2 separate regions of the Homo sapiens genome follow, and region 1 is linked to region 2. Evidence: read pairs that join two places in POLR2A ChIA-PET (ENCODE). Cell type or tissue: GM12878. All regions are shown on one strand. Links, peaks and the distances in the headings refer to the core of each region. The heading gives the core; the rest is flanking DNA. Region 1 overlaps MTHFD1 (methylenetetrahydrofolate dehydrogenase, cyclohydrolase and formyltetrahydrofolate synthetase 1). Region 2 has its middle 30 kb from the start of PLEKHG3.

Region 1 (15,224 bases), core at 2,412-10,411, 270 kb after region 2:
CTGGGAGGTGGAGGTTGCAGTGAGCCAATATTGCACCACTGCACTCTAGCCTGGGCGACAAGAGTAAAACTCTGCCTCAAAAATAAAATAAAATTAGCTGGGCATGGTGGCTCATGCCTATAGTCCCAGCTGCTCAAGAGGCTAAGGTGGGAGGATCACTTGAGCTTAGGAGGTTGAGGCTACAATGAGCTATGATCACACCACTGTGCTGCAGCTGAGGCAAAAGAGTGAGACCCTGTCTCTAAAAATACAATACAATAAAATAAAAAGAGCTAAGAACTCTAATAACTTATTACAGCAATAATACCCATGTTACAATCATCCAAATCAAGATGTAGAGCAGCAATGTCCAATCATCTTTTCTGCGATGGCAGAAATTTTCTATAATTTGCACCTTACAATACAATAGCAGCTACTTAATCCTTGCAAAGTGGCTAGTACAACCAAGGAAGTGAATTTTTAATTTTATTTCATTTTAACTAAATTCAAATAGCCTCATGGGGCTAGTGGCTCCCATACTGGACAGCGCATATATGGAACATTGCCATAACCTCAAGAAAGTTGCTTTATCCTCCTACAGTTTAGCATTAATCTCCCACCTACAGGCAACCACAGTTCTGACTTTAATCACCGCTGATTTGTTCTGCCTAGTCCTGAACCTCATATAAAAGGAATACATATTTGGTTTTTAGAATGCAGATAATTACAGGCCAAGGATCGGTTTTACCTATTTTTTTGAGACGGAGTTTTGCTCTTTTTTCCCAGGTTGGAGTGCAATGGTACGATCTTGGCTCACTGCAACCTCCGCCTCCCGGGTTCAAGTGATTCTCCTGCCTCAACCTTCCAAGTAGCTGGGATTACAGGCATGCGCCACCACGCCTGGCAAATTTTGTATTTTTTAGTAGAGACAGGGTTTCTCCATGTTGGCCAGGCTGGTCTCGAACTCCCGACCTCAGGTGATCTGCCCACCTCGGCCTCCCAAAATGCTGGGATTACAGGCATGAGCCACCGTGCCTGGCTCCAAGGATCAGTTTTAACAAACACAACAGATGATTTGGAAGCAAACAGTACTGCAGTCACACTTTGAGTACCAAATGTTCATCCCTGCACCATCTCCTCTGTGGGAGTCTGTGAAGAAAGAATACCTGGAGGTGCCAGGCGTGGTGGCTCACGCCTGTAATCCCAGCACTTTGGGAGGCCAAGGCGGGTAAATCACCTCAGGTCAGGAGTTCAAGACCAGCCTGGCCAACGTGGTGAAACCGCGTCTCTATTAAAAATATAAAAATTAGCCAGGTGAGGCGGTGGGCGCCTGTAATCCCAGCTACTCGGGAGGCTGAGGCAGGAGAATTGCTTGAACCTGGGAGGCGGAGGTTGCAGAGAGTCGAGATCGCATCATTGCTCTCCAGCCTGGGTGACATGAGCAAAACTGTGTCTCAAAAAAAAAAAAAAAAAAAATACCTGGAGGTCTTGGCTAAATGTGTCAGTCCCCAAAGCCCCCGTAAACCAAAACCAGAGAGGAAACCACTTCACCTTCCCTCTTCACAATCAACTCATAAAAGCTCACCTCAGATTCTGTGGTTGTTCTTGGTAACTTAATGTGAGTGGCTTTGATCCCAATCTGCAAAACAGACATTAAAAGCAGGTAAATGGCAAGACAACTTGAGATATTGAACCATTTCTTTTACAGACATGACTAACAAGCAAGGAGGTGTTGGTCATCATTTCACCCTTATATGTTCTGAAGAATGAGTCCCTCACTTCAACCCATTCATCATTCACTTGTTAATTGCCACCACTGCACTTCAGCAATGTCATGCTTGCTATTTCTTGAGAAAGGAAATTAAATCTTGGGACCCCAAATTCATTAAGTCAAAGGGAAAAGCCAAGCTGGGAACTGGGTCATGCAAATCTGCCTCCCCCTTTTTGGTTCCTAAATAAGATGTTACAAGATGAAAAGCTACATGCCTCCCCCATATTTTGCCCACAAAGAAATTCGTAGTGAGCTGCAACATCTTTATGATGTTTCTGTTAAAATTTCACCATGGCAATGTAAATCCCCCCAGCCCACCAGACACAAATGTATATCTGATTTTTCCCCTGCCCAATTCTGTCTATGTTATCTTATGTAAAATGCAGATTGCCTGCATTTTTCCTCTGCCCCACTTGTCTATATCGTCTTTTTTTTTTCTGGTTGGAGCTTCACTCTTATTGCCCAGGCTGGAGTGCAATGGCACTATCTTGGCTCACCACAACCTCCGCCTCCCAGGTTCAAGCGATTCTCCTGCCTCAGCCTCCCGAGTAGCTGGGATTACAGGCATGCGCCACCACACCCAGCTAATTTTTTGTATTTTTAGTAGAGATGGGGTTTCTCCATGTTTCTTAGGCTGGTCTAAAACTCCCGACCTCAGGTGATCCGCCCGCCTCGGCCTCCCAAAGTGCTGGGATTACTGGCGTGAGCCACCGCGTCCGGCCATCTGTCATCTTATGTAAAAAATGCAGATTCACTGAGCCAGAGAAGGTCATGAATGACTATTTTTCCCTACCCACCTCTTACATGAAAACGTGTACTTTTCAATAACCCACCCTTTCCTCTTTAAATTTGGAGAACTCGAAATCATCTTCGGAGAAAGGTATAGACCTGTCTCCCAGGTGTGTCCTTAATTTTGGCAAATAAATCTCCTAAAATGATCGAGACTTGTCACTTTCCTCAATTGACATCCTGCTCTTTGGGAAGAAAATCATTAATGAGAAAACAAAAACTCACGGGCAAACCAGAGGCCACAGATCTAACCCACCCATTTCTGACTTACAAAATAGATAAACTAATGTCTCCTGTGGGTGATAAAAGTTTTCACAGGGAGGACCAAAAAGGGCAAGGGGTAATCGATAGGACCCAGGTGGAGGTTGGGGAGGGTGATGGCACAGCTCTTCTGGCGTTACCTCTTCAGCAGCCTTCAGCTTCACATTTATATAAAGATTGGAATCATCTCTGTTGCCAACCTAGAATAATAAATGCATGCAAATCAGATGATTAGGGAAAGGCAAAGTGCACAGAAAAGCTTCTACAATTTTAGTTTTAATAAAAGAAATGTTTAATCATGCGACTCTTGTTGCAGAGAACTTTTACAGGAGTATAGGGAGGCTGTGGGGGCAGGAGGGATTATGTGAACACAGATGGTGTTACAGCCCCTCCCCTAAACAAGGCCCACCTGGTTCCCACTGCCAAACCCCAAACAGAAAGTAGAGGATATCTGCATCTGCACTGGAAACTAAGCAAGGATGCTGCAGGCCTACTAGAAACATGTGGGATTTCTGCTGCCATACCAGAAAAACAGAGTATGGAGGGCTGAGAAACTGTCATCAGGCAAGAAAAATGCCTGAGAGGCAGGAGCACCCAGAGGGCACATTCCACACCCTCTCCCCCACCCGCAGGGGCAATGGAAAGCTCCCTGGCCCCGCCACACAGACAATAGAAAGGAGGGTGGAAGGACCTCCCTCTAGTTTACACAGAATAAACAGCCAGGCAAGACAAAGGGCAATCTGCTGGCCCCAACACAGAGAGGAGGCCGGGTGCAGCAACTCAGGTCTATAATCCCTGCACTTTGGGAGGCCAAGGGAGGAGGATCGTTTGAGCCCAGGAGTTCGAGACCAGCCTGGGCAACATAGTGAGACCCCCCCCCCCATCTTTACAAAAAATTAGCCAGGCATAGTGGTGCCTGCCTGTAGTCCCAGCACTCAGGAGGCCAAGGTGGGAGGATTACTTGAGGTCAAGAGTTTTTCCATGATTGCACCAGTGCACAGTGAGTCATGGTACTATGCCTGGGCAGCCTGGGCAACAGAGAGAGACCTTGTCTCTTAAAAAAAAAAGAGAGAGACAGGGAGAAACTTGTAGTGCAGAGGCTAAATCCTTTGAACCACCATGCAGTGTCTCACTATGTTCCCTCTGTTTCTTTGACCATGAACATATTTATAGTTTATCATTATAACCATTTATTTGTAAAATTTTATTGTACTAATATTGTTTCATGCTCCAGTGGTTGGTATTTCTCCTTCTCAAGGTTGATACATGCTACCATAAGTTGTGTTTCTCCCAGAATTGCAGAGGGTATCACAGAGGGAAAGGTGGTGGTCCCTTCATATCAAAGACAACTGAAGCACAGCTCCTTTTAACAGGACCATGGCAGAGAAAGAAGCCGGCTTTTGTAACACAGGATTTTCTGAGCTTGTCATATTGGTGCTATTACTGGACGCTCTCCTCAGATCTCAGGACATGGCCTGAATCTTAGCTTCAGTTGTCCCTTATACAGACAGTTCTCAGTTTTGTGGTGCTAATTTGAATTGCAAGAGCCAGAAGAGTCCTTTGAGGGGAATTCTACCTTTTTTTTTAATGGGTTATTTGTATCTAAGTACATTAGATGCTTCTCGTAGGGGCTTCCCTAGACTTTTCGTGCCTCTCATGTTTCCTCTTTGGTCACTTTCTATGTATGTTCTTTGCCCCACCACCCAACCCTCACTGGTTCAGTTACCAGATTTGATACATTCCGGAATTTTTAGATCAAAGTAGGAAAGGAGGTGGTTCTAAATACAAAAGTATTATTTTTTTACAATTTCATTCATATTTATACCTACCACTAGTTATTTAGTCTTAACTCTGAGATTAAATTGTTTTATCACTTGCTGCCAGTAAGGAAGCCACAACTTCTCTGTTCTAGAATTTATCTTCATTCATGTTTCAAGTAAGTGAAATGTAACTTATAAGTCAGTTTTCCAGGAAAGGTAGGTGGACATGTTTCTAAGTCTGTATAACTGAAAATATTTTTCTGCTGTCCCTTGCACTTGACTGGCCTTGCCTGATTTGGAGTGACAGCATTTTCCTTCGGAGATGTTGTCTTTGGCATCTAATGTCACACAGGAGAAGTCTGAAGTCTCTCGCTGTTGTTGTTCCTTTACATGTAACTATTTTCGGCCTGAATATTTCTGAAGGAGTTTGTCTAAAACACTAAAACTACAACCAGTTCCAGAAAGAAAACTTAATAGTTATAGTTATGAGCGTATGTCAAAGTTTTATTGGAAAAGACATCTAAAAGCCAATTCAAAGAGTCACTCTTAGTATAGGTTTTATTTATTTATTTATTATTTTTGAGACAGGGTCTTACTCTGCCACCCAGCCTAGAGTACAGTAGCATGATCATGGCTCACTGCAGCCTGCAACTCCTAGGCTCAAGCAATCCTCCCACCTCAGCTTCCCAAGAAGCTAGGACTACCAGTACACGCTGCCACAAACAGCCAATTTTTGTATTTTTTGTAGAAATGGAGTTTCTCTATTGCCCAGGCTGGTCTCAAACACCTGGGCTTAAGCAATCCTCCTGCCTCAGCCTGCCAAAGTGCTAGGTAGGTGTGAGCCACCACACTTGGCCAGTATAGGCATTTTATAGGGGAAAGTGGTTATAGAACCATTGATAGACTAGATGCAAAAAGAATGTTTAAAGAACGTGTATTCTGGCCGGGCATGGTGGCTCACGCCTGTAATCCCAGCACTTTGGGAGGCTAAGGCGGGCAGATCACCTAAGGTCAGGAGTTCGAGACTAGCCTGGCCAAGATGGTGAAACCCCATCTATACTAAAAATACAAATATTAGCCAGTCATGATGGTGTGCACCTGTAATCCCAGCTACTTGGGAAGCTGAGGCAGGAGAATCCCTTGAACCCCGGGGGCAGAAGTTGCAGTGAGCCAAGATCGTGCCATTGCACTCCAGCCTGGGCGACAAGAGTGAAACTCCATCTCAAAAAAAAAAAAAAAAAAAAGAATGCTGATTTCTCCTTGAAGGTGGCTGAGTACTACATCATCCAAAAAAGATCCTATTCCAGAACAGGTTAGGGACACTTTTTTTTTATACCAGGAGTCTGCAAACTTTCTGTAGAGGGGCAGACGGTGTATATTTTAGGCTTTGTGGGACACATACCGTGTCACAGCAGCTGCTGCTATTGCTTTTTTAACTCTTTATAAACTGGGCAGCATTTGGATACGGGCCACAGTTTACTAATCTGTGTTCTACACCGTAAGATATCTTGGGTATTGGTCTACTGGTTCATTTTTCTTTCTGTTTCAGAAAACCTTATGAAGATACAGGCTAGTTGAGTTTATTAACTGTATTCTGTCCATGTATTTTGTGAGGACTGAATGAGTTACTATACATAAAGCACTCTGAATAGTTCCCGAATACTGTTAAAAATCAGTTTTTTGGCCAGGTGCAGTGGCTCATGCCTATACTCCCAGCACTTTGGGAGGTCAAGGTGTGTGGATTGCTTGAGCCCAGGAGTTAAAGACCAGCCTGGGCAACATATCGAAACCCCATCTCTACAAAAAATACAAAAATTATCTGGGCATGGTGGTGTGCCTGTAGTCCCAGCTCATTTGGGAGGCTAAGGTGGGAGGATCCCCTGGGGGACAGGGGAGGGCAGAGGTTTCAGTGAGCAGAGATCACATCACTGCACTCCAGCCTGCATGACAGAACAAGATTCTGACTCAAAAAAAAAAAAAAAAGAGAGAGAGTGAGAGATACTAATGAGGCTATGGGGCTGAGGCTGTATTTCTATCACCTTACCAGAAACTTTTTTTTTTTTTTGAGACAAAGTCTTGCTCTGTCACCCAGGCTGGAGTGCAATGACACGATTACAGCTCACTGCAGCCTCAACCTCCCAGGCGTGAGCAATCCTCCCAGCTCAGCCTCCTCAGTAGTGGGGACTACAGGCAAGCACCACCACAACCAGCTAATTTTTGTATTTTTTTGGAGACAAAGTCTCTCTATATTTCCCAGGCTGGTCTTGAACTCCTGGGCTCAAGCAATCCACTCGCCTTGGCCTCCTAAAGTGGTGGGATTACAGGCGTGAGCCACCATGCCTAGCCCATTAGTATCTCTTATAATGAAAAGTCAAGTCTTAATTTCCTATAAATATTCAGTTATTTGGGAAGTTACTCATCCACTTTATTAAAAAAAAATGAAAACTCAACTTTTAAATATATACTTGGGCCAGATCATGAATGTTCTTGAATGCATTGCTAAGGAATTAGGAAAACAAAGGGGAAGAACAAATGGGTTTTAGAGACAGATCTGGGTTCATTTCCCAGACTCAGTCCCTTCCTGACTGGCTTTGGGCAAGCTACCCAAGATCTTTGAGCATGAGTTACTATGGCTATAAGGGGACATCTCCTACATCGTAGGGTAGTATAAAACATAGAACGATTAGAAATATAAACAAACAATTTGAATTATTGTAGACACTCTATATAAGTAGTACAGGTTGAAGATCCCTAACTCAAAAATCCAAAATCAGTCAGGTGCGGTGACTCGGCACTTTGGGAGGCCAAGGCAGGTGGATCACTTGAGCTCAGTCTGAGACTAGCCTGGGCAATATGGAGAAATTCTGTCTCAAATACTAAAATTAGCTGGATGCCTGTAGTCCCAGCTACTCAGGAGGCTGAGATGGGAGGATAGCTTGAGCCTGGGAGATCCAGGCTGCAATGAACTGTGATCACACCCCTGCACTCCAGCCTGGACAACAGAGTGAGACCCTGTCTCAAAAAAAAAAAAAAAAAAAACCACAAATAAAAAATGCTCCAAAATCAGAAACTTTGAGCACTGACAACGCCAAAAGTAGAAAATTCCACACCTGGCCTCATGTGATGGCTTACAGTCAAAACACAGTTAAAAGTGCATTTCATGCAAAATATTATTAAAAATATATAAAATTGGCCGGGAGCAGTGGCTCATGTCCGTAATCCTAGCACTTTGAGAGGCCGAGGCAGGCGGATCACCTGAGGTCAGGAGTTCAAGACCAGCCTGACCAACATGGTGAAATCTCATCTCAACTAAAAATACAAAAATTAGCCAGGCGTGGTGGAACACACCTGTAATCCCAGCTACTCAGGAGGCTGAGGCAGGAGAATCACTTGAACCCAGGAGGTGGAGGTTGCAGTGCGCCGAGATCGTGCCATTGCACTCCAGCCTGGGTGACAAGAGCAAAACTCAGTCTCAAAAAAAATAATAATAATAATAATTATTATTATATATATATATACACACACACACATATATATAAAATTACCTTCAGTCTACAAGTATAAGGTATATAATGAAACACAAATAAATTTTGCTTTAGAATTGGATCTCATCCCTATGTATATACAGATTCCAACATCTAAAACACTCTTGTCCCAAGCATTTCGGATAAGGGATACTCAACTTGTACTATCATTCTGGTAAAGGATGGAGAGTGAGTGTGGCTGGATAGATTGTGATCAGACTTGCATTTTAACAAGGATTGCAATTGCAGTCAGGAGGACAGACAGGAGGTATATAGATAGAACCCCAAATCATTAAGCAGGTAACTATAGTGGCCCCAGGGTTGGGAGAAATAGGAATCAAGGGGAGGCAACAGATTCCAAGAGTTGATGAGAGGCACAATCAATAGGACAATAGCCCCTAACTGGATGCAGGGAGTGAGGAAGAGAGCTCCTAAGGAGACGGCCTCAGGCTTCTAGCTCAGGGAATGTGGGAAGATGGTGGTGCCAGCACCACAGCGAAAAAGACTAGAGGTCTGAGGCAGGGAGATGTGATTACAACATATTATATAAACCTTGTATCACAGAAAGCTGTTGACTCTGGTGCTAAAGTACAAAATTAAAAGATTCTACCACTGTTTTATCAGCAAGGACGTAGGAGACGAGCTGTAGAACAGTGTTTATGTAATAAAAACATTTGTAATCAATAAATTTAAAAAACAAGGTTGGAAGTCAGTTTTTAAAATGGAGGAAAAAAAACACCCCCAATGTTGCTTTAAAAAGGGTATACTTCTTGCCTATGACATTTACTCTTTCTACAACAAACAATTTGCAAAAATAAGCCAAGAAATAACCAGCCACCAAATGTACCAGTATACACCCACAATATATACTTTTGATTCTTAGTAATTTGCAAAAAAGGGAAAATCCACCACAGCAGAGAACATGCCAGGCAGAGAGTGACAGGCCTTCTGTGCTTTTCTTCTCAGCTAAGCCCTCTTAGACAAACAGCAGAGGAGGAGAGGGGAATATTTAAGTACTATTCACTTTGACTTTTTTTTTTTTAAATTGAGACGGAGTCTTAGGCTGGAGTGCAGTGGCACAATCTCAGCTCACTGCAACCTCTGTCCCCCAGGTTCAAGCGATTCTCCTGCCTCAGCCTCCTGAGTAGCTGTGATCACAGGTGTGCACCACCACACCTGGCTAATTTTTGTATTTTGAGTAGAGATGAGTTCTCACCATGTTGGCCAGGCTAGTCTCAAACTCCTGACCTTAAGTGATCTACCCGCCTTAGCCTCCCAAAGTGCTGGGATTATAGGCATGAGCCACCGCACCATGCCCACCTTGACATTCTTGATGAACAAGGGATAGAAATTTAGCAAGGGATTAAATGATCTATTGGAGACATACAAATAAAGAGATTGAGAAGGAGACTATGTCCAACTTGGGTGAAACTCTGATGGGAGTTTCAAATGAAAGCCGTGAGTTTCCTGTCATCCAAATCAAGATTGCAAACATTCCTTCATACATTTGTCCGTAAAAATATGTATTGAATATCTCCCTACTGGGTGAATCTGGAGCTCAGGGAAGAAATACTGGATAGAGACCTAAATTTGGAAGCATTCCCTCATGAAGCTATGGGACTGGGTGAGGTTACTTAGGGAAAGAATAAGATGGGGAAGAGATCTCAAGGGTGAGCCCAAGGCATTCAAATGGTTTAGGTATTAGGGTGATGAGCAACAACAAGCAAAGGAGACTTGAAGGTGGGAAGGAAACCAGTGGTGTCCCAGACCAAGAGCCTGGAGCTCAGAAGAAATCTAGATTTAGAAGTCACTGGCCTGATAGATGAAACTGCCTAAAATAATGGTTCTGATAATGTGGCCCACACACTCTTGAGGGACCCCAAGACCTTTTCAAAGATTTATGAGGGCCAGACTAGCTTCATAATAATACCACTACAATGTTGTTTGCCTTTTTCATTGTGTTAACGTCTGTACCGATGGTGCAAAAGCAATGGTGTGTAAGACTACTAGTGAACCAGCACAAATCAAGACAATGGCTTTGGACTAGTAGTCAAGGTATCCTTCACTACCACACACTCCCAGTAAAACTAAATGCCAGTTTCACTAGGACCACCCTTGATGAAGAAATATACATTATTAATTTTCTTAAACTTCAACTTGGCCGAGCACAGTGGCTCATGCCTGTAATCTCAGGACTTTGGGAGGCCAAGGCGGGAGGATCACTTTGAGCCCAGGAGTTGGAGACTAGCCTGGGCAACAAGGCAAAAAACCGTCTCTACAAAAAAATACAAAAAATTAAGGCCAAGCGCAGTAGCTCATGCCTGTAATCCCAGCACTTTGGGAGGCTAAAATGGGAGGATCACTTTGGGTCCCAGAGTTCAAGACCAGCTAGGGCAACAAGGCAAAAAAAAACTCTACAAAAAAATACAAAAAATTAAGGCTGGGCGCAGTGGCTTACACCTGTAATCTCAGCACTTTGGGAAGCTGAGGCAGGTGGATCACCTGAGGTCAAGAGTTCGAGACCAGCCTGGCCAAAATGGTGAAACCCTATCTCTACTAAAATTACAAAAATTAGCTGGGCGTGGCACCTGTAATCCCAGCTACTCCAGAGGCTGAGGCATGAGAATCACTTGAACCCAGGAGGCAAAGGTTGCAGTGAGCTGAGATTATGTCATTACATTCCAGCCTGGGGGATAGAGCGAGATTCTGTTTCAAAAAAAAAAAATTAGCAGGGTGCAATGGCAGGTGCCTGTAATCCCAGCTACTCAGGAGGCCAAGGCAGGAGAATTGCATGAATCTGGGAGCGGAGGCTGCAGTAAGCCAAGATTGCACCACTGCACTCCAGCCTGGGCGACAGAGCAAGACTCCGTCTCAAAAAAAAAAATTAGGCATGGTGGCGCATGCCTGTAATCCCAGCTACTCTGGAGGCTGAGTGGGAGGATCACTTGAGCCTGGGAGATGAAGGTTGCAGTGAACCAAGATTGTGCCACTGCACTGAGTAACAGTAAAACTCTGTCCCAAAAAAGTAAAAAATATATATATATAAATAAACCTCAACTCTTGAGTGCATGTGTTTTTAATAGTCTATGTAAGGAATTGGGAAGCACTCATAATGCACTTCTGCTATATACAGAAGTACAGTGGTTGTGGTTGTTACTAAAGCATTAGTGCTTTTTTATTTTTATTTTTATTTTTTTTTGAGACAGGATCTCACTGTCACCTAAGCTGGAGTACAGTGGCATGAACACAACTCCCTGCAGCCTCGACTTCCTGGGCTCAAGTGATCTCCTGTCTCCCTCTCATGTAGTTGGGACCACACCTCTATACGACCACTCCTGGCTCATTTTTTAATTTTTTTGTGGAGATGGGATCTCACTTTGTTGTCCAGGCTGCACTTGTGCTTTTTTGCCTTGTTAGCTGAAACAGATGCATTTTTATATGAAACACCTACTTGAAATAACAACTGACAAGCAATGATTATTCAGGCTTGAGTATTTGACAAATATTTTCTCAAAAATGAATAAAGTGAAACTGGTATTTCAAGGGAAACAATTAATTGTATTTGTTGCCAATGATAAAATGTGAGTTTTTGGGTGAAAATTAAAATTTTTTATCCACCCCTGTGAGCTTGACAGCTTCTCAATACTTGAAAACTTCTCTGATGAGCTTGTTGGTGATGTTAATGATTCCAATTCTTTCATATTGCATAATGAAATGTTAACATTTGGAAGATCTGCATAATTCCGGGAACTATTATTTTCCAAATGAGGAACAAAGGATGTTACAAAACCATGCATGGGGTAAATATTCATTCCAAATGTAACATTTTGATGTAACAAAGTGTGCAAGTCTGAGAAGATGTAACAAAGTATCAAAGTTCACTGATAGAGTTTCAGATTCTACATTGCAACTAATCTTTTAAAATTTACTTACTGAGTCCTGGTACAACATCAAAGAAAAATACCCACAATTACCTGGAAGGACTGTTAAAAAAATTCTTCCCTTTTATAGCTACACATCTGTATGAAGCCAAATTTTCTCCATATATTTCAATCAAACCAGCACACAGCAAAAGACTGAATGCAGAGGCAGATAGGACTCCAGCTCTCTTCTACTAAGCCATACAGGAAAGAGGTGTGCACAAATATAAAATAATGCCCCTCTTTTCACTAAATTTTCTTTTTAAAAAAGTTTTTGTTCCATAAAATGTTATTTATGTTAACATATAATAAATGAGCTCACTATTGGCATTTTTAAATGAATAAACATTTTTAAAACTTCCTAATTTCTCTTTTTTTTTTTTTTGAGACGGAATCTCTCTGTCGCCCAGGCTGGAGTGCAGTGGCACAATCTTGGCTCACTGCAACCTCCACCTCCCGGGTTCAAGTGATTCTCCTGCCTCAGCCTCCAGAGTAGCTGGGATTACAGGCGCCCACCACCACGCCCAGCTAATTTTTGTGTTTTTAATAAAGATGGGGTTTCACCATGTTGGCCAGGCTGGTCTCAAACTCCTGACCTCAGGTGATCTGCCCACCTCGGCCTCCCAAAGTGCTGGATTACAGGCAGGAGCCACCGTGTCCGGCCAAAACTTCCTAATTTCTAATATAGTAAACATTAATGGATAAATCTGTATAAACAATAGCTTCTTGAGGTCTTACATCTTTAAGAGTGTAAACGGGGCCAGGTACAGTGGCTCACGCCTGTAATACCCATGCTTTGGCAGGCAGAGGCAGGAGGACTGCTTGAAGCCAGGAGTTCAACGCTACAGTGAGCTATGATTGCACTACTACATTCCAGCCTGGCAACAGAGTAAGACCTTGTCTCTCAAAAGTAAATAAATAAATAAATACATTAAATTAAAGAAAAAAAAGATTGTAAAGGGGCCCTACTAAGACCAAAGGTTAAGAGACACTGGCCTAGAGAAAGGGTATCCACAGAGAAGAGCAGAGGGCCAGGATATGCCAACATTTAGAAGCTGAGCCAAAGGGGGGAGCCTGCCAAGAGAGACTGAAAAGGCATGAGATTACACAACAGCCAAAAAAAAAGGAGGAAAGTAGAGGGAGAGGTCTGAAATGATACTGAGAAATCAAGCAAAGACAACATTAATGAAAATACACTATCATAATACCTGTAATATTGCCAGGCGTGGTGTGAAACCAGGTACTTGCTCCTTCAACTGAGTGACTTGATTTTTCAGTCTCGCCCTTATTTGCCTAGAGAAAAAGGAAAGGGTGGGGTTAACACTGAATGTTTCAAGCACAAATAAGTGATGCAGATTATTAGATGTATTTCTCTTTTATTTGTTTGTTTGTTTATTAACACAGGGTCTCGCTCTGTCACCCAGGCTGGGAGTACAGTGGCACAATCAAAGCTCACTGCAGCCTCGACCTCCTGGGCTCAAGCGATCCTTTCGCCCCAGCCTCCTGAGTAGCTGGGACTTTACAGGTCTGTGCCACCACACCTGGCTAATTTTTGTACTTTTGGTAGAGATGGGTTTCACCATTGCCCAAGCTGGTCTTGAATTCCTGGGCTCAAGCGATCTAGGACCTCGGCCTCCCAAAGTGCTGGGATTACAGGCGTGAGCCACTGCACCCGGCCTGTATTTCTCTTTTTTTTTGAGACCAAGTTTTGCTCTCATTGCCCAGGCTGGAGTGCAATGGTGCGATCTCAGCTTACCACAACCTCCACCTCCCAGGTTCAATCGATTCTCCTGCCTCAGCCTCCCGAGTAGCTAGGATTACAGGCATGCGCCACCAAGCCTGGCTAATTTTGTATTTCTAGTAAACGTGGAGATTCTCTATGTTGGTCAGGCTGGTCTCGAACTCCCGACCTCAGGTGATCCCCCCACCTCAGCTTCCCAAAGTGCTGGGATTACAGGCGTGAGCCACTGCACCCGGCCTGTATTTCTCTTTTAAATCAAAAACACTGGCCAGGAGCAGGCAATGGTTCATGCCTGTAATCTCAGTACTTTGGGAACCTAAGGCAAGAGGATTGCTTTAGAACAGGAGTTTAAGACTATCCTGGGCAACATAGTGAGACCCCATCTCTACAAAGAATAAAAAATTAGTTGGGAGTGGTGGCAGGCCCCTGTAGTCCCAGCTACTCAGGAGGCTGCGGCAGGAGGATGGCTGGAGCCCAGGAGGTTGAGGCTGCAGTGAGCTATGATGGTGCCATTGCACTCCAGCCTGGACGATAGAGCAAGACTGTCTCCAAAATAAAATAAAATAAAATAAAAACACCACTGAATGGACATTATCTGGTTTAATATGTACAGGAACTTCCCAACAATTTTCCAGGCCTCAAGTAGATGTGAATCTTTTTCTTTTTTCTTTTTTTTTTTTTTTTTTTTGAGATGGGGACTCGCTTTTGCCCAGGCTGGAGTGCAATGGTGCGATATCTGCTCACTGCAACCTCCACCTCCTGGGTTCAAGCGATTCTGCTGCCTCAGTCTCCTGAGTAGCTGAGATTACAGGCACGTGCCACCACGCCCGGCTAATTTTTGTATTTTTAGTAGAGATGGGGTTTCACCATGTTGGTCAGGCTGGTCTCGAACTCCTGACTTCGTGATCCACCCATCTCAACCTCCCAAAGTGCTGGGATTACAGGCGTGAGCCACTGTTCCCGGACACGTGGATCTTTTCTTACTCCCACTGACACTAACTGAGCCACAGGGTTCAGGGATAATTGAAAATGTATTAGTTGATGGCATTCAAAATCATATAGTAAATAAATGAAAACTTAGACCAACACTTCTAGAAAGTGCTGATGCTCATCTTTTTTCACATTTCCACTCTCCAGGTGCTGTCATGAAAAATTTTACAGGAACAAACTCAAGCACACACCTTTTGCTCAACCTGCACTAGTAAGATGACCACAGCGTATCCACATAAGGTTGAATGATAAATCAATGAATCCCACTCCAAATTCAGTATAAACTTACAAATTATATTCTAATTCACAAAAGAATTTTCTTTACAAAGAATTTAACACAAGGCTAAAAGTATAACCTCCTGCAGTCTCCTTATTAGAGTGAAAGAAAGTATAACCTCTTGCAAAACTAAGATGATCAATTTACCAACATACAACTTCTCAACAATACACTAGGATGTCAAGTAAATGAAATTACATCCATAAATACAT
Region 2 (15,248 bases), core at 3,984-11,983:
TAAAAATCTCAGGAGGTCGTGCCATTGCACTCCAGCCTGGGCAACAGAGTGAGACGCCGTCTCAAAAGAAATCTCAGGAGGACTTCTTTGGGGGTGCCCTTAAATCATTCCCCCTCCCCCTGCCCCCGGCCCTCAGCTTCCCTCTCCTCAGACATCTGGAGGGCTCCTCCCACCAGGAACAAAGCCTTATATGGCAGTGTCCTTCTGAGACAGGCTCATTTCCCTCTCTAGTATCTTCCTTAGGCCCTGGGAGCCCCACTCTGGTCCTCCCCCAGCCTCCCTCTTCCTCTTGGGATGAAGTCAGCAGAGCCAACAGGGCGTGTCCATTTGAGCCTCCCCCGCCTTCCAGACCTGTGCTGTCTAATACGGCAGCCACTAGCCACATTTGGTAATTTATTCTTTATTTTTATTTATTTATTTATTTTGAGAGTCTTACTCTGTTGTCCAGGCTGGAGTGCAGTGGCGAGATCACGGCTCACTGAAGCCTCGACTTCCCCAGCTTAAGTGATTCTCCCACCTCAGCCTCCTGAGTAGCTGGGACTACAGGCACATACCACCACACCTGGCTAATTTCTCCTATTCTTTTGGTGGATGTAGGGTCTCACTATGTTGCCCTGCCTGGTCTCAAACTCCTGAGCTGAGGTGATCCTCCTGCCTCAGCCTCACAAAGTGCAGGGATTACGGGCATGAGCCACTGTGCTGGCTTTTTTTCTACTCAAGATAGTACTTTACACATGTGGCAATTTAAATTTACATGTTACTCAATTACAAATTTTTAAATAAAAAAATCCAGTTCCTGGCCAGGCACGGAGGCTCACGCCTGTAATTCCAGCACTTTGGGAGGCCAAGGCAGGCAGATCACTTGAGCCCAGGAGTTCAAGATCAGCCTGGGCAACATGACGAAACCCCATCTCTACTAAATAATACAAAAATTAGCTGGGCATGGTGGTGCATGCCTGTGGTCCCAGCTACTCCAGAGGCTGAGGCGATAGGACCACTTGAGCCCAGGAAGGGGAGGTTGCAGTGAGTAGTGAGCGGGCCACTGCACCCTAGCCCGGGCGACAGAATGAGACCCTGTCTCACAAAAAAAGAAAAAAAAAAAAAAAGAGACAGGATTTCACTAGGTTGCCCATGCTGATCTCAAACTCCTGAGCTCAAGCAATCCTCCTGCCTCAGCTAGCACTGGGTCAGAGTTCCAGAAGCCGAATTTCTAGACACGGGTATAGCCATGGTGTGGGCGGGGTGGAAAGGCAGTGAGTTCTCCATTACAGGGCACTTCACTCAGGGCCTGGAGGACACCCTGCCTGGGATGCTACAGTGTGGCCTCTTGCTTCAGATAAGGGAAGAGCCAGCCCAGATGAGTTCTAATGTCTCTTTTATTTCTGAGATCCAGATCCTGGGCCTGGAACTGCTACAGCCAGAAGGGTTTCTATAAGACACAGAAGCAGGACCCACAGATTTTCGCTGTCTTGGTTTTCAGCATCACAAGACTCTGGCTCCTTTTCTAGATTCAGAGTCTGGCCCCTGGCCTCTGGCCCAGGCTGCCTCCCTCTACCAGTTCCAGGGCTGGGGGCTGGGGCCTCTGAGAGCAAACGGGCGTGTCAGAATGGGGAAAGTGACTGGGGCTGGCATGCAGAGTTGAGAGTCTAGCTAGTGAGCTGGGACTAATGAACCTGAGAAAGAACAGGTCCAAACAGGCCCCAGGGAGGCTTCGGGAGCCAGGGCCCAGGCCACAGAGCTGAACAAATCACCGTGAGTCAAGCCGGGCAGGAGATCACGCTGCCCTGTCCCTGGGCTAGGCTTTCACTCATGCTTCCTGGGATATAAGCATGAGGGCTGGAGGTATAAGCACAGGCCTGCTAGGACTGTGGCTCCATTTAAGGGGCCAGAGAGAGTGAAAACGTGGTGACTACAGTGACAAGTGAGAGTTTACTCATCATTGGATGTACAGAGAAAAGGGAGGACTTGATTTCTTCAGAAGTATCATAAATTGCTACAGGGTTAGGCTGAAGAGCCTAGGCTAAGGTCCTGTGTATCCACCAGAGGGACGCACAGAATTGGGCTCCTCTGGGAGGGGAAGAAGAAAGGAACTCGTGTGTGTTTAGTGCCTGGCACCATGTTGCATGTTTTCTCCAGCTTACACTAAGGTGATGTTGACTATGTGCCAGGCATTGTCCAAGTACCCCACACACTAGTGAAGGAAGCTACGACACAGAGAGGGTTTGTAACCTGTCTGAGGTCACTCATCTGGCAAGGAGTGGAATTCAAACCCAGGTGCCCAGGTATTCTGGCTCCAGAACCAGGCTTTCCCCGCTCTGCTGGCTACTTCTCTAGGGCCCATCTTCATTTCCAGAACAACCACCGGGAAGAGTATCACGACCTCCATTCTTAAAAACGCAAAGCTCAGGCTCAGCGCAGTTAAATGACTTGCCCTCGGTTGTGCCATTAGCCAGCCTCAGAGCCAAGATTCAGCCCTGGGTCCGTGTGACCCCAGTGCTCTTTCTGCCACCCCACACTGAGTCTCCAGGAGGGAATGAGATGAGGATTTATTTAGCACAGCTACTTTTAAAGTCACAACATACAAATTTTGTTTTTAAAGAAACAAAGTGGCTGGGTGTGGTGGCTCACGCCTGTAATCCCAACACTTTGGGAGGCCAAGGTGGGAGATCCCCTGAGGTCAGGAGTTCAAGACCAGCCTGGCCAACATAGCGAAACCCCGTCTCTACTAAAAATACAAAAATTAGCTGGGCATGGTGGCACGTGCCTGTAGTCCTGGCTGCTCGGGAGGCTGAGGCAGGAGAATTGCTTGAACCTGGGAGGTGGAGGTTGCAGTCAGCCTAGATCGCTCCACTGCACTCCAGTCTGGGTGACAGAGTGGGACTCTGTCAAAAAAAAAAAAAAAGAGAGAGAGAGAGAAAGAAAAAGAAAGAAAAGAAAAGGAAAGAAAAGAAAAGGAAATGAAGCAATAAAATCTCTGTGAGAACCCTCGTGTAATCAGGCTAGATGAATTGTCTGGGCTTCAAACAAATCAGCAGTAAAAAGAAGCAAGGCTTTTATTGAAATTGATTCCACGCCATTGTTATTGTAACTTCAGGTGTCAGCTGCTGTTGACATAGACTGCATCATCCCAATGGCATAGGTGAGAGGAACAGGGTTTGACAAAAAGAATCCTTTGTGGAGTTGACCCATTTTCCAGCTTGAGAAAAAGTTCAATCAGCTCTGAGTTAAGTTTCTGCCTCTGGTGTCTTCTCATCATCCCCTGCCCACAGCCTGGTTCCCCACCACTCCCCCTACCTACCTCATCCCTCTCTTGTGTCTAGAGGTCAGAGTGGTAGAAAGAGCTGTGCACTTCGAGTCAAAGGACCAGGTCTAGTTTGTGTGTGTGTGTGGTTTTTTGTATGTTTGTTTGTTTTGTTTTGTTTTGTTTTTTAAGACGGAGTTTTGCTCTTGTTGCCCAGGCTGGAGTGCAATGGCTCAATCTTGGCTCACCACAACCTCCGCCTCCCAGGTTCAAGTGATTCTCCTGCCTCAGCCTCCCGAATAGCTGGGATTACAGGCATGTGCCACCACGCCGGGCTACTTTTGTATTTTTAGTAGAGACGGGGTTTCTCCATATTGGTCAGGCTGGTCACGAACTCACAACCTCAGGTGATCCACCCGCCTCGGCCTCCCAAAGTGCTGGGATTACAGGCGTGAGCCACCATGCCTGGCCTGTTTGTTTTGAAACAGAGCCTCATTCTGTTGCCCAGGCTGGAGAGCACTGGTGCTATCTCAGCCCACTGCAACCTGCACCTCCTAGGTTCAAGTGATTCTCCTGCCTCAGCCTCCCAAGTAGCTGGGACTACAGGCGCTCGCCACCACGCCCGGCTAATTCTTGTAGTTTTAGTAGAGATGGGGTTTCACCATGTTGGCCACGCTGGTCTCAAGCTCCTGACCTCTGGGGATCTTTCCACCTCGACCTCCCAAAGTGCTGGGATTACAGGCATGAGCCGCCGTGCCTGGCCCAGATCTAGTTTTGTCACCAATTAGCTGTGTGAGGTTGAGTGAGTCACTTAACTTCTCTGAGACTCTCTGGAAAGTTGGAACCCAGTGATCTTCAAGGTCTTGACTAGCTCCAGGGCTAGTGCTTGTCGTTATTCATTCAATGGGCTGGCTTGAGTCAGGCATTGTGCTAAATGCTGGGGAAACTGAGGTTACTAGTGCCTATCGCTGGCTCCGAGGAGCTCACAGCCTAGCACTGTGACACAATTCCATGTGACAAGCATCCTAATGGAGGCAAGCTGAGACCATGCTAACCCAAAGCACAGCATTCTTGCTGGGAGGGATCAGAAAGGCCCCAGGGAGAAGGAGATCTCTGTGCTGTATGTCAAATTATAAGAAGGTGATGAGGGACATTGGAACAGGAGGAACAGCATGCACAAAGGCACAGAGCTGTGGACCAGCACAGCACACTAGGCCCCTGCAAGTCATGTGGTGTGGCTGGGGCAGAGGCTGCATGTAAAGGAGAAGGAGTCAAGTCTTCAGAGATGGGCAGGGGCCACATCACACCGGCACAGGGACCTACAGAGGATCGGCAGTCTGACATGTTTGGAAACCACACCAGTGGCAAGAAGGATGAGCAGTGGCAACTTCGGGGGTCAATCAGAAAATCATTCCAAAAGCCAGAAAGACTGAGGGACTCCACTAAGGCAGTAGCAGTGGGCATGGGAGAGAATGCAGAGATAAAAATTGTTCTCATTTAAAGAGGAAGAATGTACAGTGACAGAGTGGGGGCAGAAGTCAAATAAAACAAGGGGTCCCAATTTCTGACAGTGGTGCCTGGGTGGATTAGAAACACAAAAGGATGAAAGGCTTGGGGGAAAAGATAATCAAATGTGTGTTGTATGTCTGAATGGATGAAACTCCTCTAGTTTAGAAAACTTGTATTATTTTAAAGGGCATTTAGAAATGATTACCTTGGCTAGGTGTGGTGGCTCACACCTGTAATCCCAGCAATTCAAGAGGCCGATGTGGGAGGATTGTTTGAGCCCAGGGGTTGGACACCAGCCTGGGCAACATGGTGAAACCCCATCTCTACAAAAAATAGAAAAATTAGCCTGGCATGGTGGCACATGCCTGTAGTCCCAGCTACTCAGGAGGCTAGGTGGGAGGATTATTTGAGCCCAGGAGGTTGAGGCTACAGTGAGCCATGATTGCACCATTGCATTCCAGCCTGGGCGACAGAGCAAGACCCTGTCTTAAGGAAAAAAAAAAAGGCAAAACAAAAACATGACTATCTTATTCTTAAAACCCTACAGTAATGGAGATACTGTTTTGAACCACTTTCAAAACCATTTTCATTATCAGTAAGCCATATGCTGTCATTGCACCACAGGGCTTGTGTCCTAGGGAAGGAGAAAGGTAGATACCTTTCTAGAAAAATCCACAGGGCAGGGAAGAGGGAAAATATGAGGGAAAGGAAGTCTCTGAAAAACAGAAAGAGGAAGTGTGAACCCTCTGGAGCTTGAAAGCGGGTAAGTGGGGATGGACATCAGATGCCAGTGCTCTCTCACCCTTGTCAAACCTTGTCGGTGGCATGTACAACAGTAGAAAAACTCCACAGAGGTCAAGAGCATGTCAGAGACAAAAATGACATATGTTGCTAGGTGTGGTGGCTCAGGCCTGTAATCCCAGCAATTTGGGAGGCCAAGGTAGGAGGACTGCTTGAGCCCAGGAGTTCAAGACCAGTCTGGGCAACATAGTGAGACCTCATCTCTACTAGGAATAAAAAAATTAGCTGGGTGTGGTGGCTTATACCTGTGGTCTCAGCTACTTGGGAGGCTGAGCCTGAAGGATTGCCTGAGCCCAGAAGTTGAGGCTGCAGTGAGCCATGATTGTGCCACTGCACTCCAGACTGTGTAACAGAGTGAGACCCTGTCCCTCCCCACTCCAAAAAACCATGTGTGCCCCACTTTTTTTTTTGAGTTGGAGTCTCGCTCACTCTGTCACCCCAGCTAGAGTGCAGTGGCATGATCTCGGCTCACTGCAACCTCCACCTCCCAGGTTCAAGCAATTCTCCTGCCTCAGCCTCCTGAGTAGCTGGGATTACAGGCGTGTGCCATCACGCCCAGCTAATTTTTGTATTTTTAGTAGAGACAGGGTTTCACCATGTTGGCCAGGCTGGTCTCAAACTCCTGACCTCAAGGGATCCACCCGCCTCGGCCTCCCAAAGTGCTGGGATTACAGGCGCACCCGGCCGTGCCCCACTTTTTGATTGGAGCCCTGGAGCAGTCAGTCGCCTTCCAGCATGTCCTTATGTCCACCTGGAGTGGCTCCAGCAAAGTAGAGACAACAGCAAGGTGTGTTGAAGCTGGGACAGGGACCTTAGGTGTTCCACCCCTTTCACACTGCCCCACCTCAGTTCCCCTTGGCTTGAGTGCGGCTGGGAGAAACCCAGAAGTCCCTAGGAGGCCCTAGGGAATGCACAGGTGATTGAGAGCTGAGAGCCTGTGGACCTGCCTCAGGCTGAAGCCCAGAGATAAATGGAAAGCACTGGGGACATGGGAGGGGTTCCGGTTTGTATCTACAGGACCAGCAAAGCTGGCACAGGACCCACAAGCCGGGTAAACCACCAGGTCCTCCCAGCCAGACCCCTGACTGTGGATGTCAGCAGATGTAAAGGCCACTGAGGACCAGAGGGCAACACAGAGCCCTGCACCCAGAGTTATCCACAGGGTGGGGCTGGGAGCGGGAGAGGCAGGAAGGGGACACACCCAGAGAGGAGGTGACAGTCCAGGCAGGGACTTGGCTGAAATTTTATCCAAGAAGAGGCTGAACTAACTTAATAAAACTAACTAAATAAAACTTAATAAAGCGATTCTCCTGCCTCAGCCTCCTGAGTGGCTGGGATTACAGGCATGCGCCACCATGCCCAGCTAATTTTTGTATTTTTAGTAGAGACAGGGTTTCTGCATGTTGGTCAGGCTGGTCTTGAACTCCCAACCTCAGGTGATCTACCCACCTCGGCCTCCCAAACCTGAGAGGCGGAGGTTGCAGTGAGCCGAGATCACGACGTTGCACACCAGCCTGGGCAACAAGAGCGAAACTGTCTGAAAAAAAAACGTAACTTTCAATGAGTTTTGGCAAATGTGTACAATTGCGTAACTATCACCTCAGTTAAGATAAGGACAATTCCATCACCCCGAAAAGGTTCTTCATACCTTTGTGTAGTCAGTCATGCTCCCCTTACCCCCTCACCGACCTGATGTCCATCTCAGTAATTTGGCCTTTTCCAGAATTTTATATGAATAAAATCATGTAAAATGTAGCTTTTTTTTTTCTTTTTTTTGAGACAAGGTCTCACTCCTGTTGCCCAGGCTGGAGTGTAGTGGCAAGATTTCAGCTCACTGCAACCTTGACTTCCCAGGTTCTTGTGATCCTCCCACTTCAGCCTCCCGAGTAGTTGGGACTACAGGCACAACCGCCACACCCAGCTAACATTCTGTATTTTTATAGAGACAGAGTTTTGTCATGTTGCCCAGGCTGGTCTTGAACTAGGCTCAAGCAATCCACCTACATGAACCTCTCAAAACGCTAGGATTTCAGGCTTGAGCCACCGCGCCCAGCTTGTGCTAAACTTTTAAACGTTATTTCCTTTACTATCTCAGCTTCCTCCTCCTCCACTCAGCCTTCTCTGCGAATTGCTTTATATGGACAAAACTGGGACCAGCAGCAACCTCCACAGCTGCCCCAACCCCACCACCAGACCCTTGTGTGACAACAGTCCCCAGGGTCATGGGTCTGGATCGTTGACATTCTAATCTTATTGGTTCTCTGCAACACTTTCTTTGGGTTATTTCTCTCTTTTTTTTCCCCCACCTCTTAGGACACAGAAGCTCTTTCTTCAGATCCCCCCCACTTATAGCCCCCTCCTCTCCTCCTCACCTGTTGGCCCTCTGCCCTGGCAGCCTGGTTCCCCAGGGAATCCATGCACAAGGGCCTCCCTCCCTTCCATGCACTCCTCCCCTTCTGCACAATCTTCCTCCTCTCTTCTCATCGTCTGTCTTCTATCACCTTGTTTTCTGTGCCCAGGCCCTCTCGTGATCTCATTTGCCACAGATACACCCTGCTGCCCAGCTCCTGCCCGCAGGCATCATTTGATCGATGGGTTTGAGGTTTGTTGACAGTTGGGGTTTTTCTCTCTCAGTGAGGAAGAAGCAAGAAACCTCAACACTGCAATTTCCTCAACTCCCAGTGACGGTGACAAATTCTGAGGCTCCAGGGCGGGGGCTGTGTCTTCACATGCCCTGTGGAGTGTTGTCCTCACAGTGGTAAATAAATAAGGAGGTGAAAAGGTAAGACAAGAGGGAGCAGCATCTGTGCTTAGGGGCAGGGCTCAATTTGTCTGATGTGGGAGGACCTCAAAGGTGTCTCTCTTCTCACCTAGGCCAGACATTTGCAAGCTGACTGCCCTAAAGGAGCTGTACACACCTTCTTCATCCACCATGTGCCTTAGCAAAGGGTCACACCCAGGGAACTGAAGCTCTCTCTGTGTCTCTAGGGGTGGGAAGGCAGTGTCTGTGGTTATCCACCTCCATTCAGAGCCAAGTGAGTTCAGACTGCTGGGTTCTCGTCCTAAACTCTTTCACCGACTACCCCTGAGGCCTTGAGCAAGTGACCTAACCTCCTCCTCGTGCTTCTGTTTCCCCATCTTTACAATGACAGTCGTCATGGGGACAAATTCACTGGGTTGTAGTACAGATGGAATGAGAGCAAGCCGTCGCGCAGAAGACGTGCTCAACAAATGGAAACCACTGCTATCATTTTCATTCTTATTATCTCAATTTAGGAAACAAGGATCCCGACATTGCAAGCTATTCCAGGTGAAGCTAAAAAGAAGATAATCCCCAAGTCTCTGGGTAAAGAAACTCACTGCCACCCTCAATCAAATCAAAGCCAGATTCCGTGATGTTGGTAGTGAAGGGGAAGTCCCCCCAGGGGTGGGGTGGAGTGAGGTGTGGCTTTCCTTACCCATTGGTGGTACCAGTGAGACGAGGGAGAAATCTCCCAGGAAAGGTGAGCCTTGGAGGGCAAAACACAGCCAAGAGATCTAACCGCTTTTCCCATGTGGAGAGTCTCCTGCCAGCCAGAGCCAATCTCAGGAAATATGAGTTCGATTTTATTAAGGAAACCAACACGTTTCCTTCTGTCTAATGTAGCCTCTGTGTTATTCACATTGTTGGCTCCCAGGATGTGAAATGTCATCCTAGTACAGAACCCAGAAAAGAGTGGGCTGAATGTCTCTTTAGAGAGCTTTAGCCAACTATTTAAAAAAGTGGAGTCTACCTTCCTAACAGAGTTAATAATCACATGCCTTTATAGGAAGCAGTAGTAATAGTTGTGGTAATAATAACAGCTGACTTTTTCTCTTAGCAGTTGCAGTATAAGGTTCATAACCATCCTGTTAAGATGGTATTATTTATAGTCATCACTCAGTATCTTGCTGGGATTGGCTCCAGCACCCCCTTGGATACCAAAATCCACGGATACTCAAGTTTCTGATATAAAATGGTATAGTATTTGCATATAACCTAGGCACATCCTTCCATATACTTTTTTGTTTCTTTGTTTGTTTGTAACAGAGTCTTACTCCTTCGCCCAGGCTGGAGTGCAGTGTCATGATCATAGCTCACTGCAGCCTCAAACTCCTGTGCTAAAGCAATCCTCCTGCCTCAGCCTCCTGAGTAGCTGAGACTACAGGTGCACCACAGCACCAGGCTGATTTTTTTTTTAAGTTCTTATAGAGACAGGGTCTTACTAATGTTTACGAGGCTGATCTCAAACTCCTGGGGCCTTAGGCGATCCTCCTGCCTTGGCCTCCCAAAGTACCGTTATTACAGATATGAGACACTGTGCCTGGCCAACTTTCCTATACTTTAAATCATCTCTAGATAACTTATCATGTCAAATATTAATACAATGTAAATTCCATGCAAATGGTTGTTATACTATATTGTTTTTATCTGTATTATTTTTGTTGTATTGTTGTTTTTATTGTTGGGTTTTTTTCAATATTTTCTATCTGTGGTTGGTTGAATCCACAGATGTGGAAACTGTGGATATGGAAAGCTGACTGTATTAGAATTTTATAGAACAAGAAACTAAGGCTTCATTAATTTAAATAGCCTGCTAGGATCATAAAGATGGGAGGCATTCTCCAACCCTTGTTTGATTCTGGATTTGAACTTGGGTCAGCTTGAATTCAACGCCAGAGTGCCTAACAGTATTTTGTCTCTTAGAGGAGTCTAGATTGCAACTGCATTTCAACCTAGTAAGAAAAGCATGTATAAGATCTGCTTTCTTTCTGATCTCCTCTGGGTATTTGTTTTCTTATGAAAGTCTGAGAAAGTCGCAAAGTTCAGCCCCAAAGAATGAACAAGTGGTTCATTTCTGCCCCCTAGAGGAGGTAAGGAAGGTCATGGTTAAAATGAGTGTTCAGAATCGCAATAGATCCAGCCCTGCAATAGAGCCAAACCTAAAAACAAACTACTTTCAGTTCATGAAAGGGAGGTGATAATGGGTTAGGGATTATCTGGATCAAGAGTGAGAACAGTGTATCAGGGTCCTGCCTGGATATATACTGGATATATATATATATATAGTGTGTGTGGAGATATATATATATATATAGTGTGTGTGTGTGTGTGTGTGTGTGTGTGTGTGTGTATATATATACAGCTTGCATATATATATATACAGCTTGCATATATATATATACAGCTTGCATATATATATACAGCTTGCATATATATATACAGCTTGCATATATATATATATACAGCTTGCATATATATATATATACAGCTTGCATATATATATATATATATACAGCTTGCATATATATATATATACAGCTTGCATATATATATATATATATATACAGCTTGCATATATATATATATATATACAGCTTGCAAATATATATATATATATTTACAAGTATATATATATATATATATATATATATATATATATATATATATACACTGTTCTATCAGGGTCCTGAATAGACTCATTCTAGTCTAGTATTCAGACTAGAACTTTCATCTTTAACATGTGCCCCAAATGATTCTTTCACTAAGGCAACTTTGAGAAACAGGTGCATATAATTTATTCATCCAGCAAGGGCTTGAATAACACCTTCCATCCACAAGCCACTGTTACTAAGGCATTTGCTGGACCCCAAGGGAGTGGAGTCCACATCCCTGTCCTGAAGAAGCTTGGTCAATTACACTATCTCTCAGGGCCTTGCCTTTGTTATTGAGAAAATGGCTCATCTCTAAATGGTGTGAGAGCCAGGAGACCCATGTTGGACGTGCAGACAGGGTGCACTTTACTTAATCTCCTTGGACCTCAGTTTCCTTGTCTACAACATCAGAGGGTGAATACTCATCAAGCTTCCTCCTGTGGCAAGATTCTGAAGTTCCCAGGCCCTGTGGAGAGCGTACAGGGAAACCTTACTTAGGTGACCTGCTTAGGAGTCTGGTCTCCATGACTGTGCAGATCCACCTCCTGCCAAATGGCTCATGACAATCCCAGGAGCAGGCTGTGGTCTCCCTGATCCTGAGGTTCAGAGCTTTTGGTGTTCCCGTCACTGGCATTCACGCCACACTGTAGGAGCCTTCTTTTCATTGATGTAAACTCTGTTCACAAAAAGGGTCTGGGGAAAATAAAGTTGATTTGGAAAAAGAAATTTCTCTAGAAACCCAAATAAGGCTTCTTATTTCTAGAAACCCCCAAATAAGACTTCCTGAAATGTGGAGTCAGATGAACCAGCCTTTAAATCCTAGCTCTGTTACTCAATAGCTGTGTGATTTGAGGCAAGTCATCCATTTTAAACTTGGTCTCTTCATCTGTGGAATGGACATAAAAAGAGTACCCAAAGCTGGGTGTGGTGGCATGCACCTGTGTTCTCAGTGACTTGGCAAGAGGCTGAGGGAGGAAGGTGACTTGAGCCCAGGAATTTGAGGCCGTAGTGCACTACAATCATGCCTATGAATTGCCACTGCATTCCGGCTTGGGCAACATAGTGAGACCTCATCTCTAAAAATATATAGGTATAATAGAATAGTTTGTATCTCACTGAGTCATGGTGAAGATTAAATGAGACTAGACTAATACCTGGTGCATAATAGGTATGCTGAAATATTTCCTTTTTTTTTTTTTTTTTTTTTTGAGACGGAGTCTCGCCCTGTCACCCAGGCTAGAGTGTCGTGGCGCGATCTCGGCTCACTGCAAGCTCCACCTCCTGGGTTCACGCCATTCTCCTGCCTCAGCCTCCCGAGTAGCTGGGATTACAGGCGCCTACCACCACGCTCGGCTAATTTTTTTGTATTTTTTAGTAGATACGGGGTTTCACCATGTTAGCCAGGATGGTCTCGATCTCCTGACCTCGTGATCCGCCTGCCTCGGCCTCCCAAAGTGCTGGGATTACGGGCATGAGCCACTGCGCCCAGCCTATTTCCTATTGTTATTACGATTAATACTGCTGATGCTAGTTTTACCTTCAGAGACTGTTACAATTGGAAAATAAAGAAACAGTTCATAGTCAGGACCCCACCCAAGGATTTAGCACCCAAATCACTCCAGAGAACTCCAGCTCGACCTTGGCAGTCATCCAGGATGCCACATGTCCTCTCACTCTTGTTTAAAGATGTCCTAATAGAGCCAAACTTCTTTTGCCAAATTTCTCAAAATGAGTCCTTTAGTGGATCCTTGGGCTTATAGTACCACTACCACATCATCCAAGGGGCATGGCCATCTGGGTTTGAGGTTACAGAAAAAGAGAGGGGCCTAGGACCAGGGCCAAGGCAAGCTCATAGACACTCCTTGCAGGAGCAAGGTCAACAAGCAAGACCCATGAGGACTGAAATAAGGATCTACTTGACACTCAGATTGACTGCATTTGGAGAGCCAATAATTGCTGCCTTTGCCCTTATAATAAACTACAGCTTTTGAAGAAAATTTAAAAACAAAATAAAATCCACAAAAACATGCAGGCATTGCTGGGCAGCAGCAAACAAACATACTGGATTGTTCAGAAAGACTGCTAAGATCTTAAGAGCAAATTGTTTATAAACTGCAGAGAAAAGTTGTAATAAGAACTGGCTTCAGCACTAAAACACAGCTTTTGATTCTCCACCATCTCACTCCAACCCAAGAGAATAGCAGCAGCTGTTAGGTGTAAGGGAGCCTGTGGGCCTATTTAGGGGTGAGGGTAAGGTATAGAGGGGCACAGGCTCTCATCTCACAATTAACAAAGGGCCCCACATTCTGGCTTTTGACATTAGCTCCAGATGACAGGTCTGAAAGAAGCAATGTTCAGGATAGAACTCTCAACTTGTGTTCCTCACTGCCTGTAGAGCACTGTAAAATATTTAAAATGTACCCTGGAATTATCATGCAAAAACACATTACCTTTACTATTTTTTTCTGTGATAGAAGTATTAATTTGTCAAATGTAAACATTTAAAATACACCACAGTAGCATGCACCTGTGGTTCCAGCTACTTGGGAGGCTGAGGTGGGAGGATTGCTTGAGCCCAGGAGGTTGAGGCTTCAGTGAACCATGATCGCGCTACTGCACTCCAGCCTGGGTGACAGAGTGAGATTCTGTCTCAAAACAAACAAACAAACAAACACACAAACAAAAAACACCACCGCTCTCACCATCTTTTGGTGGGGGGTGTTGGCATTTCTTCATATTTTAATATACTAGGAACCTCAAAAAAATGGAAGTAACTGTGGGTCACTCTTGTCTTCTGAGAGGCCCTGGCACAGACCTGGGGATGGGAGTGAAGAATCAGGGCAGCCCTGGATGTAACTGTCTCTCCTGCAGAAGTGGTTGCTCCCTAGTCCAAACAGGTTTTTATCAGAATCTCTTTACTTCTCCATAAGAGGTAAAGATCAGTCCTCACCTTCTCATTCACCCACGGAAGAGACGCATTGCAAGGACAAACCCTGAAAATGTTGCTGGTCCAACCAAACTGACAGGGCCCCTGAGTATATCCACAAGAGGAGTGCCTGGCACCAGCTCTACACCCATCTTAGCAGGGTATGAACCACAGACAGCACTTTCCTGGGGGGAGGGATTCTTGACTGTTCTACACCATGTCCCAGAGAATACCAACAAGTTTTCTTTTACCTCTTATGTAAACTTCCAAAGCCTATGATAAAATAAATCAAAATTCTAACCCAAGCATTCACCATCTGCCCCATCACCATATAATTAAGATGATGTACTTAGCCTTGAAATACAGAACTTTTCTGTTAGCCTGTCACAAAAGGTTCACAGTTTCCCTCTCTGGCTTGGATATGGTTTGGATATTTGGCTCCTCCAAATCTCATATTGAAATGTGATCCCAGTGATGAAGGTGGGGCCTAGTAGGAGGTGTTTGGGTCATGGGGGCAGATCCCTTATGAATGGCTTGGTGCCCTCCCCATGGTAATGAGTCCTCACTCTATGAGTTTGTAGAAGATGTGATTGTTTAAGACAATGTGGCACCTGCCCCGCACCTTGCTCCCTCTCTCACCATGTGACAGGCCTCCTCCCCCTTTGCCTTCCATCCATGACTGTAAGCTTTTTGAGGCCCTCCCTAGAAGCAGATGCCAGCATCATGCTTCCTGTACAGCCTGCAAAACCGTGAGCCAAAAGAAACCTCTTTTCTTTTTTTTTTTGAGACAGAGTCTCACTCTATTGCCCAGGCTGGAGTGCAGTGGCATGGTTTTGGCTCACTGCAACTTCCGCCTCCCGGGTGCAAGAGATTCTCCTGCCTCAGCCTCCCGAGTAGCTGGGACTACAGGCATCCACCACCATGCCTGGCTAATTTTTGTATTTTTTAGTAGAAACCGGTTTCACCATATTGCCCGGGCTGGTCTCGAACTCCTGACCTTGTGATCTGCCTGCCTCAGCCTCCCAAAGTGCTGGGATTACAGGTGTGAGCCACCATACCCAGCTACCTCTTTTCTTTACAAATAACACAGTCCCAGGTATTCCTTTATGCCAACACAAAGGAACTAACACAGACTTCCTCTCTTGAAGTTAATAAAAATGGATGATGGACACAATCCAGCCAGAGTGCTGGCAACCAACACCCAGTCACAGATAAATCACAGCTACACCCTTTTCTCACACGGGGTGCCAACATTGCAACCTTTAGATGCAATCTTTTTTCATGAACTGTAACCAGCAGGAACATCCAGGAAGAATT

The links. Peaks named below come from ENCODE experiments on the same cell type or tissue, not always from the same donor. Only the 100,000 strongest peaks of a DNase experiment are listed, where the experiment ranks them.
Region 1: POLR2A ChIA-PET joins it to region 2 with 7 read pairs; 1 of 35 experiments calls an interaction of 5 or more read pairs at or near these places.

Annotation. Positions count from the first base shown.
Region 1 is chr14:64,398,866-64,414,089 of GRCh38, reverse strand. MTHFD1 (methylenetetrahydrofolate dehydrogenase, cyclohydrolase and formyltetrahydrofolate synthetase 1) reads right to left here. Exons shown (of 28, transcript NM_005956.4): 2 at 13,213-13,297; 3 at 2,941-3,000; 4 at 1,565-1,618. Among named protein-coding and RNA genes, the nearest start is that of MTHFD1, 18 kb to the right of the region's middle. In GM12878, for the core only: no CTCF peak of the experiment used is centred there; a DNase peak (open chromatin) is centred at 4,429; H3K27ac peaks cover 1,763 bases.
Region 2 is chr14:64,666,895-64,682,142 of GRCh38, reverse strand. No RefSeq gene overlaps it. Among named protein-coding and RNA genes, the nearest start is that of PLEKHG3, 30 kb to the left of the region's middle. RefSeq lists enhancers at 1,635-2,179, 5,756-6,256, 6,257-6,757. In GM12878, for the core only: a CTCF peak has its summit at 10,428 (motif pointing left); DNase peaks (open chromatin) are centred at 5,472, 8,262 and 10,412.